Linked DNA regions of Mus musculus: region 1 is linked to region 2. Evidence: chromatin loops called from intact Hi-C (ENCODE). Cell type or tissue: heart. All regions are shown on one strand. Each heading gives the region's core, and the rest is flanking DNA. Links, peaks and the distances in the headings are about the cores only.

Evidence for each region. Hi-C counts contacts between places; a loop is a spot of excess contacts. Peaks named below come from ENCODE experiments on the same cell type or tissue, not always from the same donor. Only the 100,000 strongest peaks of a DNase experiment are listed, where the experiment ranks them.
Region 1: it touches region 2 in a loop (6-fold over the local background); 5 of 42 quality-filtered maps call a loop at or near these places.

Annotation. Positions count from the first base shown.
Region 1 is chr2:114,042,634-114,050,976 of GRCm38, forward strand. It overlaps Actc1 (actin, alpha, cardiac muscle 1), which reads right to left. Exons shown (of 7, transcript NM_009608.4): 3 at 7,656-7,980; 4 at 6,882-7,043; 5 at 6,536-6,727; 6 at 5,490-5,671; 7 at 4,649-4,976. The coding sequence ends at 4,833. Among named protein-coding and RNA genes, the nearest start is that of Actc1, 6.1 kb to the right of the region's middle. In heart, for the core only: no CTCF peak of the experiment used is centred there; no DNase peak of the experiment used is centred there; H3K4me3 peaks cover 2,190 bases; H3K27ac peaks cover 1,670 bases.
Region 2 is chr2:113,969,924-113,978,266 of GRCm38, forward strand. The region is part of intron 3 of Gm39909 (a long non-coding RNA gene); the gene reads left to right. Among named protein-coding and RNA genes, the nearest start is that of Gm39909, 36 kb to the left of the region's middle. In heart, for the core only: no CTCF peak of the experiment used is centred there; a DNase peak (open chromatin) is centred at 4,228; H3K27ac peaks cover 2 bases.

The DNA.
Region 1 (8,343 bases), core at 40-8,039, 72 kb after region 2:
TCCTGAAGAGGCATTCACCCACCTTACCCCCTAGACAACACCTGTGCCCTAGAGCCTCTCACTGGGCTTTGTCTCTTCTCTAATTGCTCTGTAGTTTTGTTTATTTGGCTATGGGCTGTTCTCCCAAGATACACTCACCCCAAACACACACACACACACATCATACACACACAGGCACACACAGATCCAGACACACACACACACAGATATACACACACAGACAAGCACAGATCCAGATACACACACAGACACACAGATCCAGACACACACACACACAGACACACCATACCATTGGACGCTAAGTCAAACAAATGCAGTAGCCATCTCTGTTTTGTCTCTAGAACGTTGTAGAAGATATTCAGTGAGTGTATGTTGATAAGAGCAAGCAGCTGAGTATTTTTCCTGGTTTATACCTTTTTTAAAAAATAAAACAAAAACATAAACAAAAAAAAACAGAATCTTTTTTTCTTTTCTTCAAAGTATTTGAGTGTATACTTACACTGTAACCCAGAAACTCCTCATTGATGGAATGAGCTCATGGTGAGAGCTTGTCTTCTGGTATCCATCTGCCTTTGTTGGTAAGAGATCCACTAGGCTGCAGACAGGGTTGTGTACAGTCTCAGTACTAATGAACAGTGTGCCCTAAGTCAAAGCCAATGCCTCTTTGGGTATCAGTTTCCATCAGTCTCATGGGAATACTGGTCCCTGCCTCATCATATGACTTAGTCCCCAAGCCTTGCCAGACTCAGAGACCTCCCTAAAACTTTTGCTGTTTTTGCCTTCAAAAGGAGTTTTTATTTTGTTATTCCCATGGCTGGTGAGTTTGTAGAAGAATCTTAATTTGCCATGCCCCAAATATGGGGAGAGCTTCTATTAGTCTACCAAAAGTACTCCATCCAAACATCACTGGCTGAGTGGTTTCAACAAAAATACTTTCCACAGTTCCAGGGGCTGGAAGGCCAAAATCAAGAGGTGAGCATAGACCTCTCTCTAGAGGTGCTCATTGTCCTGAACATGCCTGCCTACTGTGTGTTCCTTCTGTGTGCTAGCTCCTGCTGTCTGTTCCTCTTTTAAAGAGGACACCAGTACAGCACAGTGAGAATCCTAACCTTACAACCATGCTTATGCTTAGTTACCTCCATAGCAGACTTCTCTCAAATACAGTCACACATTCACTGTAAGAATGTGGGTTCAGAATCCATGGGGAAAGGAAAGAGAATGTCAGGTATAGTGGTTCACACCAGAACTCAAAGAGCTAAGCAGGAGAGTCAATGTCAAGTGGAACCTGGACTACCTAGGGAACATGCCTCATGTAAGAAAGAAAAAAAAAAAAAAAAAGGAATGAATAAATGATCAAAAGTCCCAGAAACATTGACTTAGGCCCTAAAACAGTAAATCAGCCTCAGGGCTCTACATACTTTCTTTAGTAATTTCTCTTTTCTCTAATTCTGCTCTCTTGAATATTTATAAACACATCTACAGTAATATCCATTTCTCACACACAAAACTAAAAAATAGTATTTGGAGACAAGAAAAATATTAGCAATGTTTCTTTTCATTATAATATAAGAAAAATATAAATAATACAAAGTTTTGTACTTAGCATTTTAATGAAATGTTACTGTAAACATATCAGTCATTTTACCCACACGAAGGTGGCTTTTGTAAAACGTAATTAGTACCTTTCTTTAGCACAGTTTTTGAAAGATTCATCTGTCCTAGTATCTTACATCCAATTTTCAAGTATTAATAAGAAAACCAGACTGTAGTGTAAATCTGTGTGTTTACTGCTTTGGATACAAAGGTCAGACAATAATTCTCAAAGCTTCTACTTCTAAATAGAAATGATATACATCTTACATCCACTCATAAACAGAAATACCAAGAAATTAAATCCAAGTGAACTATGAGACCTTAAACTAGTAATACAATATCTAGATATGAAATTTATAATATGTATGCACCTGACCTGAGAGATGAAAAAGACCCGGAGAGTATCTGCATTGTACTCCATATGCATTGCCCAAATGTGTCTTCTTGTGAGATCCAGCTTTCAAAACAACCCATTTAGGGTACAAGATACTGCCAAGGGAAAAAGATCTAAAACAACGCTTATACCTTTTCTAAAGAAAAGGCCACTGAATCCGATTACTGTTTACTCATTATTTCAAACAAGACCTTCTTCTTGGCTTATTCTAAATATAGAACCCTGAGTTCCCTAAGCAAAGAAAACATGATTTGGTTCAACTTTCCTTTCTTGACCCTTCTACTGAACCTGGCCCAGAGTGAAGGATCAAGAGACACTTAAATTGATGGCCATAAAGACACAGTGGTGACCTGGAATGGTCAGGACAGCGGCAGCTTACTAAAGATGTCTGATGAGCCTGAAGTGCTCCCGATTTTGAACCCGACTTCCAGAAGGGCAGAGAATGATAGAATGGGGATACCCTTGATAAACTATGCCTAAAGTTAGAAAATATGCTTTGAGAAGGAAGCCCTGTTGCATTATTGGTCAGAACATCTGAATTCTGTCTTAAGTATTCCACAGACAAGCTGTGTGGTACTGTACCAGGTGCTTAATTTCTCCATCTTGATTCTCTCGATAGATGAAATTTAATTAAGCCCATCAAACACTCTGCAAGATTCAACAGTTCATGCACAAGACAATTTGAAAATGAAGAAATTTCAAGATTGTGCAATCAGGTTGAAACCTCCTTTTCCCAATTAGATTTCCTAAAATTCTCCAACTCCTGCCTGGCTGCTTTCTGTCTGGTCCTTCAGCTTCCTCCACACTCCCTCCTGCTGGGACTTCCTCCTTGATTATCCTACCTAATTATAATTCTTCCTTTTAAAAAGATACATTTATTTTGATTTTATGTACCTCGCTGTATTGTCTGCATGCATGTGTGAAGGTGCCAGATCCCCTGGACCTGGAGTTATATACAGCTGTGAGCTGCCATGTCAGTGCTGGGGATTGAACCTGGGTCCTCACACCTTTTACAGCTCTATTTTGAACATACTCATGCTCAGTGTTCCTAAATCTGTCCAGGAAAAGCCTTAGAACTTCTACTTATGATCCCCTTTCAGCTGGAAAAGGGTTTTTGATCCTAGGCATATAGCTTTGTAAAGTAGAAACAAAAATCATAGAGATAAATCATCAAGGAATTTATTTTCACATAGTTCTTTGGCATGCATCTAAATTTACCAGTTTTAAAAGGTGAAAGTAAGTTTGCATACTAATGAGGTAGTTGGACTTAATACATGAAGAATTAAATCATGGCTGAGCATTTGATATTGTAGGACACAGATTATCTTTAATATTTTCCCAAATTGATCTATGTTTTGATTTTTGTAATCACTAGTTCTGACACTTCCACTTTTCATAAATAAATAGTTCAAAATGGCAGAAGTACAGTGAGGGCCATTTTGGAAATTTCTGTAAATCCTGTTCTAGTCTCAGGCCAAATATTCTTCCTTTAATACCTTTTAATAATATAACTGAAATCAGCAGCTCAGGCAACAACTTTAAAAGTCAAAATTCTAACATAATACTGACTAACAATGTACTAACTTGATACTCACATGCTGAAAACAGTAAAAAAAAAAATACTAAATTGCGTTTGAAAATGAACAGGGAACTTTGTACACTACATGCAGAGAACACAGGAGCCTTGAATCTGAGCTGTTCCAGGCAGGGTTTGTTGCTGTCCCATGGTGTGACATAATGCTGCATGTGAAATACACGCATGTACTCAAAACCAGTGTTGCAGTGAAGTCATGTGATACAACACAGGCAATAACCATCGCAAACACCTTGTATTAATTTTACATTTGATTTGGAATTCAATTTTGGTCATAGTGAATTCATGAGCCATATAATGTTTTTTGTTTTGTTTTGTTTAAAAAAAAAAACTGATGGTTACCAGTATATATGCGGTATGACAAGTCAACACCTGGCAAGTCAACCTTCTCATTGCTTTCATTGGCTTCGAGTCACACTACAGGCTGGAGAGCTGTCTCAGTGGCTAATATCCTTAATATCCCTATAGATGAACCTGGTTTGATTCCTAGCACCTATATGGTGGCTCAAAACCATCCAGTTCTAGCAGATCGTATACCCTCTTCTTACTGTAGGCTCCAGGCATGCACATGATGTACAGATATACATACAGGCAAAACACTCATACACATAAAATAAGATAAGATAAAATAAAATAAAATAAGTGAAAAAAAAAACAGACAACTGGGAATACAATGAAAACACAGAGATAAGCTCATTTAATAGCCTTGACCCTCTTATTACCATCATGTGTATTTTCTATAAAGTTATAAAATATGTGATATGTGCTAAAGCAACTTTAGTACCAAACATGGCAACTGGTTGTAGATAATTGTGTTTTCTATCTTCATTCCTTACTTATACAGAACTAAACCTAACAACTAAACCACAGAACTAATCTTTGCTTATAAGATTCAAAAATATTCATAACTCCATCCCAAAAGATGTACCTCTGTAACTCCTAGCTCAATTCAACACCACATGAATTCATTGGGTAAACTTTGTGTTGCACTAATATTGTAATGCTCGGAGTATCAGAGTGAACACCTTCTCCATCCCAGGCCCACTCACACAAGAAAGAACACAGGCTTTTGTAGGTTGCAAGTCCTGGTCTGGTTTATTTATAAAGCAATAAATATTTGAAGCACAAACAAACTGCACTTGTGTAAACAAACTGTACAATGACTGATGAGAGATGGGGAGGGGGCTCAGAGGATTCCAAGAAGCACAATACGGTCATCCTGAATATAAGGTAGGCTAAGAGAGAGACATCTCAGAAGCACTTGCGGTGGACAATGGATGGGCCTGCCTCATCATACTCTTGCTTGCTGATCCACATTTGCTGGAAGGTGGACAGAGAGGCCAGGATGGAGCCCCCAATCCAGACAGAGTATTTACGCTCAGGGGGAGCAATAATCTGCAGAGAGAAAACAAAACCATCAGTGTGTTCTGAAGTCCCCAACAATGAAGTGGGCAACAGGCTTGGAATATTCACAGAAAAACCATCACAGATTAACCGATAGTAGACAACGTAGGAGATGCTATACAATAAGCAATGTAGCCAATCAGGCTTTGCAATCCTTCCTGTATTTCATCATTTCTCTGCTTATTTGTACTAAAGAATAATATTCATGAAGGATAGTTCAAACGCTGGGGACCTTTTAAATGTGTAGATAGGTTTAGTTATTGCTTCCCCCCCCCCCCACACACACACCGTGTTTCAGATATTTGCTTTTATTCACTATTTAGAAGCAGTCCTAAAGTTCCGTATCTGTGGAGAGTGCTAGAAAGAAATGAGGAATAGTGCTAACACTAAGTAGAAAAAGTCTAGAGGATAGGAAGCTAAGATGCAGGAGAAGGAGGCTGGGAAGGAAGCTTGCTTTAGGGTACCAAGTTCTGCCTTTGCCTCCCCCTTCCAAGTGTTCCTGACCTTGATCTTCATGGTGCTGGGAGCCAGTGCAGTGATTTCCTTTTGCATACGATCGGCAATACCAGGGTACATGGTGGTGCCTCCAGATAGGACATTGTTGGCATACAGGTCTTTGCGGATATCGATGTCACACTTCATGATGCTGTTGTAAGTAGTTTCATGAATGCCAGCAGATTCCATACCTAGGAAAAAGTTCTTTTTAAAGTATTTGCAGCACATTCAGGCTAGGATGGAGGGGGGAAAATGGAATTCCTCTGGGTTGGTGAGCTGCCAACATTCAAATCTAAAACATATGCTTCCCCTACAACACACTGCTAGGAACAGGTGGGGCATGAGTCTCTACAATGTACTAATAGATGATCCAGTACGGACTGCCAAGACATAGACAACTGTGTTCAGTGCCTGTTTGCAATGAACATTTGTTGCAGCCATCAGGAATATGGAGATATATCACAAAAAGAATGACACATGTTTAAATGAAAATTAGCCTACTTTGTTTTGTTTTGAGATGAATCTCACTCTGTAGCCCAAGCAAAAGTTGAACTCAAGTTAATACTCCTGCCTCAGTTTCTGAGTACTGGGATTGCAGGTGTGAGCTAACACACCTGGCTCATACTTTTCATTTATGGACTAAAATCAGATTCCAGCTTCATCTGTAGGAAAGCTATTTGGTGACATCAAGCGTTCAGTTACCAAAATGAACAGAGTTGTGGTTGCATTGAATGGTAACTGACTTAAGTCTAGTCTATCAATAATGGAACTTATTAGAATAAATTGGCTCTCTTCAGTAATCAGGCATGCTCTATTCACTAACTGCTCAGTCTCATCCTCTACTGTGAGGTAAACTCGGTGTAACAGCCTCATTTTTCACTAGAGCGCCTTGGTCTTTCTCCTTACTGAGGTATCAGGAGGTGAGACTGAGCTGAGTAAGATGGCAGATGCTGACTCGAGACCCCTGCCATGCTTCTAAGTGAAATGGGTATTACTCTGGGTGATTGCAGAATTTCTAGAGAAGCTGAGGCTCAGCACCAAAAGCCATCCCTTACCAATGAAAGAGGGCTGGAAGAGAGTCTCTGGACAGCGGAAGCGCTCGTTGCCAATGGTGATGACCTGGCCGTCAGGAAGTTCATAGCTCTTCTCCAGAGAGGAGGAAGATGCAGCTGTGGCCATCTCGTTCTCAAAATCCAGGGCGACGTAACACAGTTTTTCTTTTATGTCACGGACAATTTCACGTTCAGCTGCAGAGACAGAGGGCTTCATAGTCAAGCTCTGAAGAAAGGATCAAATATGGGGAAGTAGGTCTATCTACCAATGAAGCAAAAGCAACAGGCATATGCTGTGTCAGATAACACACACACACACACACACACACACACACACACACACACTTACCAGTGGTGACAAAGGAGTACCCGCGCTCAGTGAGGATCTTCATGAGGTAGTCAGTGAGGTCCCGACCAGCTAGATCCAGGCGCATGATGGCATGGGGTAAGGCATAACCCTCATAGATGGGAACATTATGAGTTACACCATCGCCAGAATCCAGAACAATGCCTGTTAGAAAAAAAAAATAGATAAGAGGGTGAAGCACTTCGAACCACTGCTTCAGCCATAGAGAAACCGGCTTCTGCCTAGGTATGGGAAACAATCAAATCCCTCAATGCAAAGAATAAAAATGACCAGAATGGATGGATACTAACTCTGAAGGCAGTACAGTTTTTCTTACTAAGTATCGTGGTAGGAAATCTTCCTGGGGACATTTTCAAATGGCTATGTCTCCTATCAGCTATTAGCATGTTATATAAGCATCCATGAGTGTTTTTCTTGGGGCCAATCCAACTTAAGATGTGTCTCTCTGTTTTAATTCAGACTCTGCAGGAGAATGTGTGTCCTTGAATATGTCTACCCAGGGGCTGTGAACACAGCATATCACATATCTTAAATAAGGAGAAGAGCTAACTCAACGGGTTATTGGATCTCTTACAGTAAATGTTCCTGAAATTAGCCTCAGGGAATTATTGCTACCCTTTTCTCCCAGCATAGATACCTTGCTAGAGAGAGTCAGGGAGGGGACCTTCCCTGTGTCAGGTGAGGATTCGGGTTCACAGCAAAGTCAGTGAGTTGAGAATATACGTAATCAGTGACCGTCCCCTAGCCCAAACACACCTGTGGTTCTTCCAGAAGCATACAGAGACAGCACTGCCTGGATGGCGACATACATGGCAGGCACATTGAAGGTCTCAAACATGATCTGGGTCATCTTCTCACGGTTGGCCTTGGGGTTCAGCGGGGCTTCAGTGAGCAGGGTTGGGTGTTCCTCTGGGGCCACACGGAGCTCATTGTAGAATGTATGGTGCCAGATCTTCTCCATGTCATCCCAGTTGGTGATAATGCCATGTTCAATGGGGTACTTCAGAGTCAGGATACCTCGCTTGCTCTGGGCTTCATCACCTACATAGGAGTCCTTCTGTCCCATACCCACCATGACACCCTGTAAAAAAGGAGATGAGAATATCGTGTTCCCACCAAGGCAAGAATATGGTCCTGGCCTTGTTAAGCTATATCCAGTTCTCGAGGCAATGAATAGCTGTAAAATACTAGAAAAAGTAAAAGCAGAATTTGAAAGTTAGGCATGCTTGTTCATGCCTATAATGCCAGCATTCAGAAGGCTGAAACAGGCCACAGCTTAAATTTAGCCTGGCCTATAGAGTCAAGTACCAGGGCAGCCTGGGACATAGTGTGAAACCCACCCCCAGGAGTTAAGACATAATCCTAATTTTAACAAATTATTTAGACTATTGTTATATACTTCATCTCCACAAGAGGAAGTGTGTCGATTAATTTGATTACAACT
Region 2 (8,343 bases), core at 332-8,331:
TTTTATCCAAGGCAATACCAAGCACAGTCAGTTAATATACACAGTACATATGAAATGTATGCCTGCAAATCTCTAAATAGTCTACAAGTGCCCTTAATGATATGGTATACTCAAGTACAGTTATCTTTAGGAGATAGTTCTATATAAAGTACATTTTCTTTACATTTAATTTTTCACTAATGAATATAGAAAATTTATGAAGGCTTTAACTTAAAGCCACAAATGAAGTGTTTGCACACACAGCAATTTAGATGAGGGTGACCTTTCTAGAAAAGAGACTCATAAACTCAACTATGGAGGTAGGAAAGGAGTGAGGTGAATACGGACAGGAGACCAGAAGTTGAATTTGGAAATTTGCACCTCTGGTTTACACAGTGTCCAGTATAAATGGGCTAGACATGAGAAAGAACCCAGAAAAGGAAGTTGGAACTTTGATGGGAAGAGCTTCACATATTCACCTGTGGAGTCTGGGCTTGAGTGGAGCTGGATGAAGATCATCCACAGGTCCTCAGTGGGGGACATGTGCTAAATGCAATGCCAGCATGCGATGAGGACAGGGTTGACAATGGAAGCATCAGGCTGAATAGCCTCGAAGGAAAGGGGGACTAGAAGCATAGAGGTAAATGTGGAGGCTCTTCAAAACACCTAGACTTAAGATGACAATAGCCAGCAAGTGGTACTTGAAGGAATGAAAGAAAAGGAGGTAGGGTGTTAGACACTGGTCCTCCCTCAGGAACATATTTATAAGCTCAAAGGAAAGAAAGGGAGAATGCAATTTCAGCATATGATGCTTAACAATTCTAAAAAAAACCCAACCAACCAAACAAACAAACAAAAAAAAAAAAAACCCTTTCTTTTAGGTGCAGTCTACAAAATCACCTTTTTGTTGTGTGGTCACACATAAAAACTTATTTAATTCCACTCTTGATGGACCACTACATACAAAGGCATGAATAGGAATAGAAAAAACCAAAATGGTCCACATATGTCATGAAAACACCAGCTCTCAGTAGACAACTGGTTCCTGGTCCTCAGGTCTTAAGGCAATATCCTCATTAGGTCACTGTACAAGGCTTTCATCCTAGGGGAAGGTCACTTTGTCCTCAGATGACTGGAGTGTTCTGAACGCTGAGCCATGCAGTGCCCCAAGCACATATGGCAGATGGAACAGTGGAGGATGGGAGGAGCTTTGGAAACTGCAGTATTATTTCAATGATTGGATCTTTATGATTCCTGGGAAGTATTTGCCAACTGTATATCCTTCACAACTCAGAAGCAGGTGAACTATGCTCACCTTGCTGGACAGATGCCGACACTTTATGTAGCTTACTAAAAGACTTATGAAATATCTACCCCACTAGTAAAGTGGAAACTTGAGGATTCTTTGGAAAGTCAGTTAGATGGTTTTGTTGGGACAAACATGTGAAGGAACGTTTAACATTGGGCACAGGTGAAAGGATGTTCTGCTAAAGGAAGCACGTGAAAAGACACGTGATGAGGGATTTTTTTTTTTGTTAACAACACACATGTATTGGTTCGCCTTACATTGTGTAGCTGAGCTACATTTGTTGAGATTCTATAGAGAGAAACATACCAAAAAAAAAAAAAAAAAAACCTTTGGTAGTAAGCTACAGTTTCTTGCCACTTCCATGACTCGAGCTGATTGGCAGAGTGATGTCAGATGAGACAGAGCACATGCTGAGGCAAGACCTGTGCTAAGGCAAGACCTGTGCTCAGGCAAGACCATGTGGAGGCCATGTGATGTTTGGAGGGTATAAATAGGATTCGTTGCACAGTGACAGAGGCTGAGCTCAGCTTACTTATAGAGCTAGCTGTGTAACAGTTGTGGGTTTCAAATCTTTGCTTCCCTGAGATAGGTACAGCTGAGGACTCCTGGCATTCTTCCTGGTTCCTCTTATTGACTCGTGTCATGACTGAAGCCTGACTTTCTCTGCTAGGTAGTGCCACTGCTATTGATTTGTGTTATCTATCCTGACTCTACGATACTAAACTAGACTGCTGATGTATCTGTGAAGTGTTTGTGAATGGGTCAAGCTGTCATTGTTGACCTCTGAACTGAATTGTTGAATTTTAGACAAAACAGACAGGAGTTACTCTAAAGAACCTTCTAAACAGTTCTACTTCCCCCGTATCCTTTCTCTCGCACTACCTCTGGTGGGTAGTGGGCTAGAAAGGAGGTTAAAGTGTTAAAAATCATTAAAAATAGGTTTTGAAAAAAACTGACATTGCACTAATAGTCCAGTGATTAAAACTCAAATTCTTAGTTTTCTCAGAAACCATCATGTTCAGGTTCTGGTAACTAGTATAAATCCAGCCCTAATCTCCCATCACCTTCTGTCCTAGTTTTGATTAGATTTCTTTTCCTTTTCATTTCTTAATAAAGGTCCCTCAACTTGAAACGTCCTCTGTTCCATTCAGTCACCCTTTCCATGGTTAGTTGTTATTCACAGTAACAGATATCAAGGCTGGGGAATTTGCTAACAACCAGGATAATTACTCTGTTTAGTACTAATTTCCCTGTAAGTAAGTTTTTTGTTACAAACAAAAACAGGATGAACCACGGCTATGTAGCAACTCCCACACAAACCCATGGTCTCCATGTAGAAGGATTTCTTCAATACAGTCCAGTTACATCCTCATGACAATATGAGTATGAGAAGTGATGGGAGCTTTAGCATAGCTCTGGTTCACGCGGGTTAAGTCTAAGAATGGCCCCTGGAAATGCAGCCTCTGCTCCCTGCAGATGCTATGGAAACCTGAAGCTGGTTATCAGATACACTTCTTCACTGTGCAGTCTGGGGGACTTAGAAGCAAATGAAAATGAAGATCTAGGTTTCCTGAATAAATAATCAAGAATATGGCTGTAGAATGTTTCCCTGCGGTGGAAAAAGGCTGTGTCAAACTTTAGTGTATCATGTTCAAACTGGAAGAATGGATCCATTTATTCATCAGGATTGGTCATGCCCTGCTAGCATCATTCTGGATGTCCTGTGCTCCCCAATCCATGACTCAAAGCATCATTGCCTTTCACAGTACTTTTTGATATTCGTGTATGATGTTCAGTGGGTCTACCCAAGTAAAACCCTCACACCTTAGGAACAATACAATGGCAGCACAGGAGCCAGCTAACTCCAAATACTATATAAAGTATGGTTGGATGTGGCAGTACATGATCAGACAAACACGTATCAGGTACAGCAGAGTACAGTGGGTTCTAGATGTTAAATCCAGGAAAAGATATGCTTTGCTTAATTAGTCTGTCAATCATACATGCAGCATTTATTGAACAAGTCCTCTCTACCAGACACTGGATGGTCTATGATGAAGAAACGCATGAAAAGAGTCTATTTAGCATCATAATACAAGAGCACTTTTATGCCATACCCAATGCCTGGCTGACTGATCCCTTTCGCCTCAGAAAAGCCTGCATAGATGGGATTATATCCATGGACCAGAGGAATGAGAATAGGGAAGTAATTGTTCCCATGGAAACCTGGGTCATCCTTCAGAAGACCTCAATGAAGTAAAGTCCTCAGCACACCCCACTTTCTTCTCTCCCTACTAGAGAGAAGAGATAAGTAACTCCCTCATCTCATAATTAAGGCAACTAAGTCAGGAAAAGGTCAGGAGGTTTTCTAAAAATCACCTAAGAGAGACGCCAAGCCAGAGTCCTCATCCCCTGAACAGTTACTAGATGGGACTCCATAAAAGTGATTTGCAGTCAAGACAGAGTCTAGCCACAACCAAGGTTTGTAACATGCTGCTGTTTCAGTGATATTAGAGAAACACAAACAGCTTAGACTGTCAGAGTCAGTGCAGCACAAATAGCCCATGGTAGTTTTCTGAACTCATTTAAGGAAGGACATCTGTAAGAGACTAAACAACAGATAGACAACAGGGAAGGTGGCAAGTGTTTCAAGTGAGAGCTTGAGGATTGGATTGTTACTCTGAAGAGTAACAATGCAACAAACGCATCTGCAGCATGTGTTAATTTGCAGCTTAAGCCTGGCTGCTCAGTATCTGCCCTGACCCCTGCTTCGACTGAATGTATGAAGTTAGGTCATTTCTGAAGACTGTGTTCTTTGTAACTGGGTGATGGAGGACATTCGTGTGAACTGACAGTGTTTCCTCACAACTGAACTGTTGCTATGGTTCAAGAGCTCAGAGCTGGGACTCAGACGTGACCTCTCTGCCTCCAGCCATCTCTGCCCCTGTCCAGCTGCCAGGAGCGCTCAGAGACTGGAAAGAACATGGTGTTTCCTGCCCGTTAGCCCTGCCTGGTTACCGTGCTGTCCCTCATCTTTCAGAACAAAAAGCCATCTACTTTCCAGGCAGAATCTGTAGTCCAGAGTACATGGACAGATTTCACGTGTAGAACAATGTGGAAATGGACTCAAACTTATCTCCCATGTAATGGTGGTGTCTACCCACTGATGGTGGTTCTGGAGAGAAAGCATTGTGGTAACTGGGACTAGATGGGTTTTCTGAAGAACAGGGCAGGAAAGAGTTGAAAATATAGCAAAATGGATGGAGAGAGCAGATCTGTCAATTTTGGACAACTTTTTCTTTTTTTTTTTAGCAAGTTTCTAAGAGTATGTAAAGGGTATGAACAATATTTATCAACAAATATGTTTTTTAAAACATTTTTAAGTGTAAGAACAGTTTATGGCGGTCATCAATGGGAGGAGAGGCCCTTGATCCTATGAAGGTTCTATGCCTTCACAGTATAGGGGAATGCCTGGGCCAGAAAGCAGGAGTGGGTGGGTTGAGGAGCAGGGAGAGGGAGAGGGAGAGGATAGGGGATTTTTGGAGGGGAAACTAGGAATGGGGATAACATTTGAAATGTAAATTTAAAAATATCTAATAAAAAAGCATAAAATCTTTAAAACATAAAAAAAGAACAATTTTTGGAAAGAACTAAATTAATCTAGCTGTGCATGTAGGTGTGTGCGCATGTAGGTGTGTGTGTACGTTCATTTATGGCTATGTAGGTATCCAGATGTGTGCCCATGTATGTACATGTGAGGGCCAAAGGTTGATATTGGGTGTCTTCTTCTATTACTACCCACCTTTTTTTTTTTTTTTTTTTTTTTGAGACATGGCTCTTGTTTAATCTGAATCTGTCCATTTCAACTAGACTGACTGGCCAGGAAGCGCCTGGCATATGTCTGTTTCTGTTTCCCAACACTGCAGTGACAGTCACACACTGCCATTCAGTTTTTATGTGGGTGCTCTCAATATGAACTCATGGCCTCTTGTTTGCACAGCAAGCACTTTCTCTACCAAATGGTATCTCTGGCCCAAACTCGTTTTTAGGAACACTAAAATGGACCGGGCATGAAGCTTCACACCTGTCATTCTAGCATTGTTCCCCAGAGGCTGAAGCAGGGTCATCATGAATTCAAGACTAGCCTGTGCTATATCATAAACTACAGGTCATGTGGAGTTACAGAGGAAGATCATGTCTAAAACCACCACCACCACCACCAACAGCAACAGCAACAGCAAAAACGGATTGAGATTAGGGTTGGCAAAGTGACCCAGTGGGTACTTGCTTGCCTAGGATGATAACCTGAGTTCCTTCCCTGGGATTCACATGGTAGAAACAGTGAATCTCAAAAGTCATCCTATGACCTCTAAATACCTGCACACATATACACATACAAATAAATCCATTTAAAAACAAGACCCAACAAATCCCCTTTCATTGAGATGACCACAATGAGCGCTGGAAGATGCCCTCCTTCCAAGGCAATTATATCCACCTTCCCTTACCAAGCCTTCCTGCCAAGTCCTCATCAAATCCTATCTTGTAGTCAGAGTTTCTTTAAGTTTTTGCCTTTTTAATATTTATCTTTTAATGAGTAAGCTACAGGAAAGGGTTTTCTATTAAACAGCAATACCCTACTAGTCACTCTCATCTCAGAAAGCCTTTAGCCTTAGTTCCCCAAGGGGACTGTGAGTATTTGGAGAGGACCATAGATGGAGGGATCTAGGAAGAAAGATGGATTGAGAGAGATAAAGCATCCCCAAAAGGCAATTGGTAGAGAGATGGCTAAAGATCACCATCCCACCTGTACACACAAAGACCTGCTAGCAAGTCAAGTGCTTGGTTGCTTGATTCCAACAATTTCTTTAAACAGCTCCTTAGTAGAAGGCAGACACATGAAGAGCATGTTTTGATGATCTCCATTTGGGGGACTGGCAAGGAGAGGTGTCCACAAATGTGCATAAACACTTCCAGCTTTGAGCAGCCGTTCCTTCCGCAACAAGTTTGCATCTCGCACAGCTTCTGAAAAGACATTCTATGAAGCTTTGAAAGAGTTAACTTCCTATAAATAAATATGCTAAGTAATTAGTAACTTGCTAGACTTTTCACCAATAGAAATGCCCTGTGTGAAAATTGACCCATGTTTGACACCTCTGCTCTTTGAATGTCATACATCTAAATTCCTCAGCTCTGCTACTCAGTAAAGGCTAAAATGCCCCTGCTTCTAGATTCTATGGAACCCTCCTGATGAGCAGAGTCAGTTCAGGAGATAATTAGATTCTGCTGCCGAGGAGGAGGGAAATGTCAAGCGCTTATTATTTCTGGTCATCTTGTTAGACAGTGAGATTGAAATGCTTCAAAAAATAACACACACACACACTCACGCAAACGCAGAATGCTGAACTCAGTGAAATTTACTGCAGTGGCTAAAGAGAAATTAATCCATTTCTTTTAAAAAAAAACATCTAGAAGTTAAAGTTTTGGAGAACAGGTTCTAGCATTGGTAGTCTCTGCTGGGGATGGAACATGCTGGCTGGCTCTCACTGTAAACACCAATCAGCTATTGGAAACAGGTGAGATTTTTACATCAACATGTCCTTTATCCCCCCCACCCCCATATGTCAGTCAGTAAGAGGAGGGATGGATGAAACCTGGTTTGCAGTTTGCCAGTGGGCTCAGGAGAAGTCCTCAATCTTGCCCGAGGTAAGAAAAGAATAAGCAAATAACTTCAACTCCAAATTGCAACATGTTTATTCCTTAACTGAATGTGAATCAATAAAGTGATGGAGTGTTAATTTTCATGTGGAGATGATAGCTGTGGGATTCTGAGAAGAGAGATGTCTCTAAGCAGTTTGAACAGAACAAGAGGCCCGAGGCACAGGTGCAGGCCCATGATTGACGACCGGGGACTCATCCTGTCAAAAGTAAGTACTAGCCCGATGAGCTGGGACTAGGGCGTTGCTTTCTATTCTGCTGTGCTGTTTCTCGCTGTATAAGCACTGTCTCTGTGGTTTCCAGTGTCCCAGGCAAGGTGGTCCCAGCTTGAGCTACTGACCGCACTCAGTCTAAAGGATAGAGACAGGGAGTTTCAACATGCATAGCCAAATGTGACTGGAAGGCTTTATTGTGGTCTGTAGCTCTGTGCACTTTGCACATAGACAAATAATTTTATTCATGGTCTCCCTCTCTCTTTCCTTCACCCGATTCTACTTTGTGTAGTTGAGTGACTAGTTGTGATCATTCCTGAGTTTCTTGGAGAAATGGAGAACTGGTGAGGTTAGATAACTTGTATAAGATCACCGATACCAAGGTTGGGTAGGAATAAATGCTTCTCCATCCTCTGGACATTGAGCTCGATTCTCCTGTTATTTTTACTCTCTAGCACCTCTATTAAAAGCACCTTTTGCGAGCTAGAGAAAGTACCCAAGGAGCTAAAGGGGTCTGCAACTCTAAAGGAGGAACAGCAATATGAACTAACCAGGACCCCCTGAGCTCCTGACACTAGCTGCATATGTAGCACAGGATGGCTTAGTCGGCCATCAATGGGAGGAGAGACCCTTGGTCTTGCAAAGATTATATGCCCCAATACAGTGAAATGCCAGGGCCAGGAAGCAGGAGTGGGTGGGTTGGGGAGCAGGGCGGGGAGAGGGTAAAGGGGGCTTTAGGGATAGCATTTGAAATGTAAATGAAGAAAATATCTGATAAAAAAATAAACTGTTTAAAAAAAAAAGCACCTTTTGCTTGGGATTTCTATTTGCCTGCAAAGTGTTCATAATTGTGTACCTCTGCCCCATTGCTGAAAGCAATAGCTTGCTACTTCTACATCTGTCCATCCTCCTGTGGAGCACGTCCCTATGAACCCAGGCCTGGCTTTGTGAGTGGAGTCCAGGAGCTGGGTAAGGGGTGTGAGTGTGTGTGTGTTTGTGTGTGTGTTTGTGTGTGTGTGTGTGTCACATATAATATGCATGATCATAAAGATAATCTTGAGAATCTGAATGGATACAGGACCCCTGTGAAGGCAGCATTACATCTAATCCTATCCAAAGGAGTTA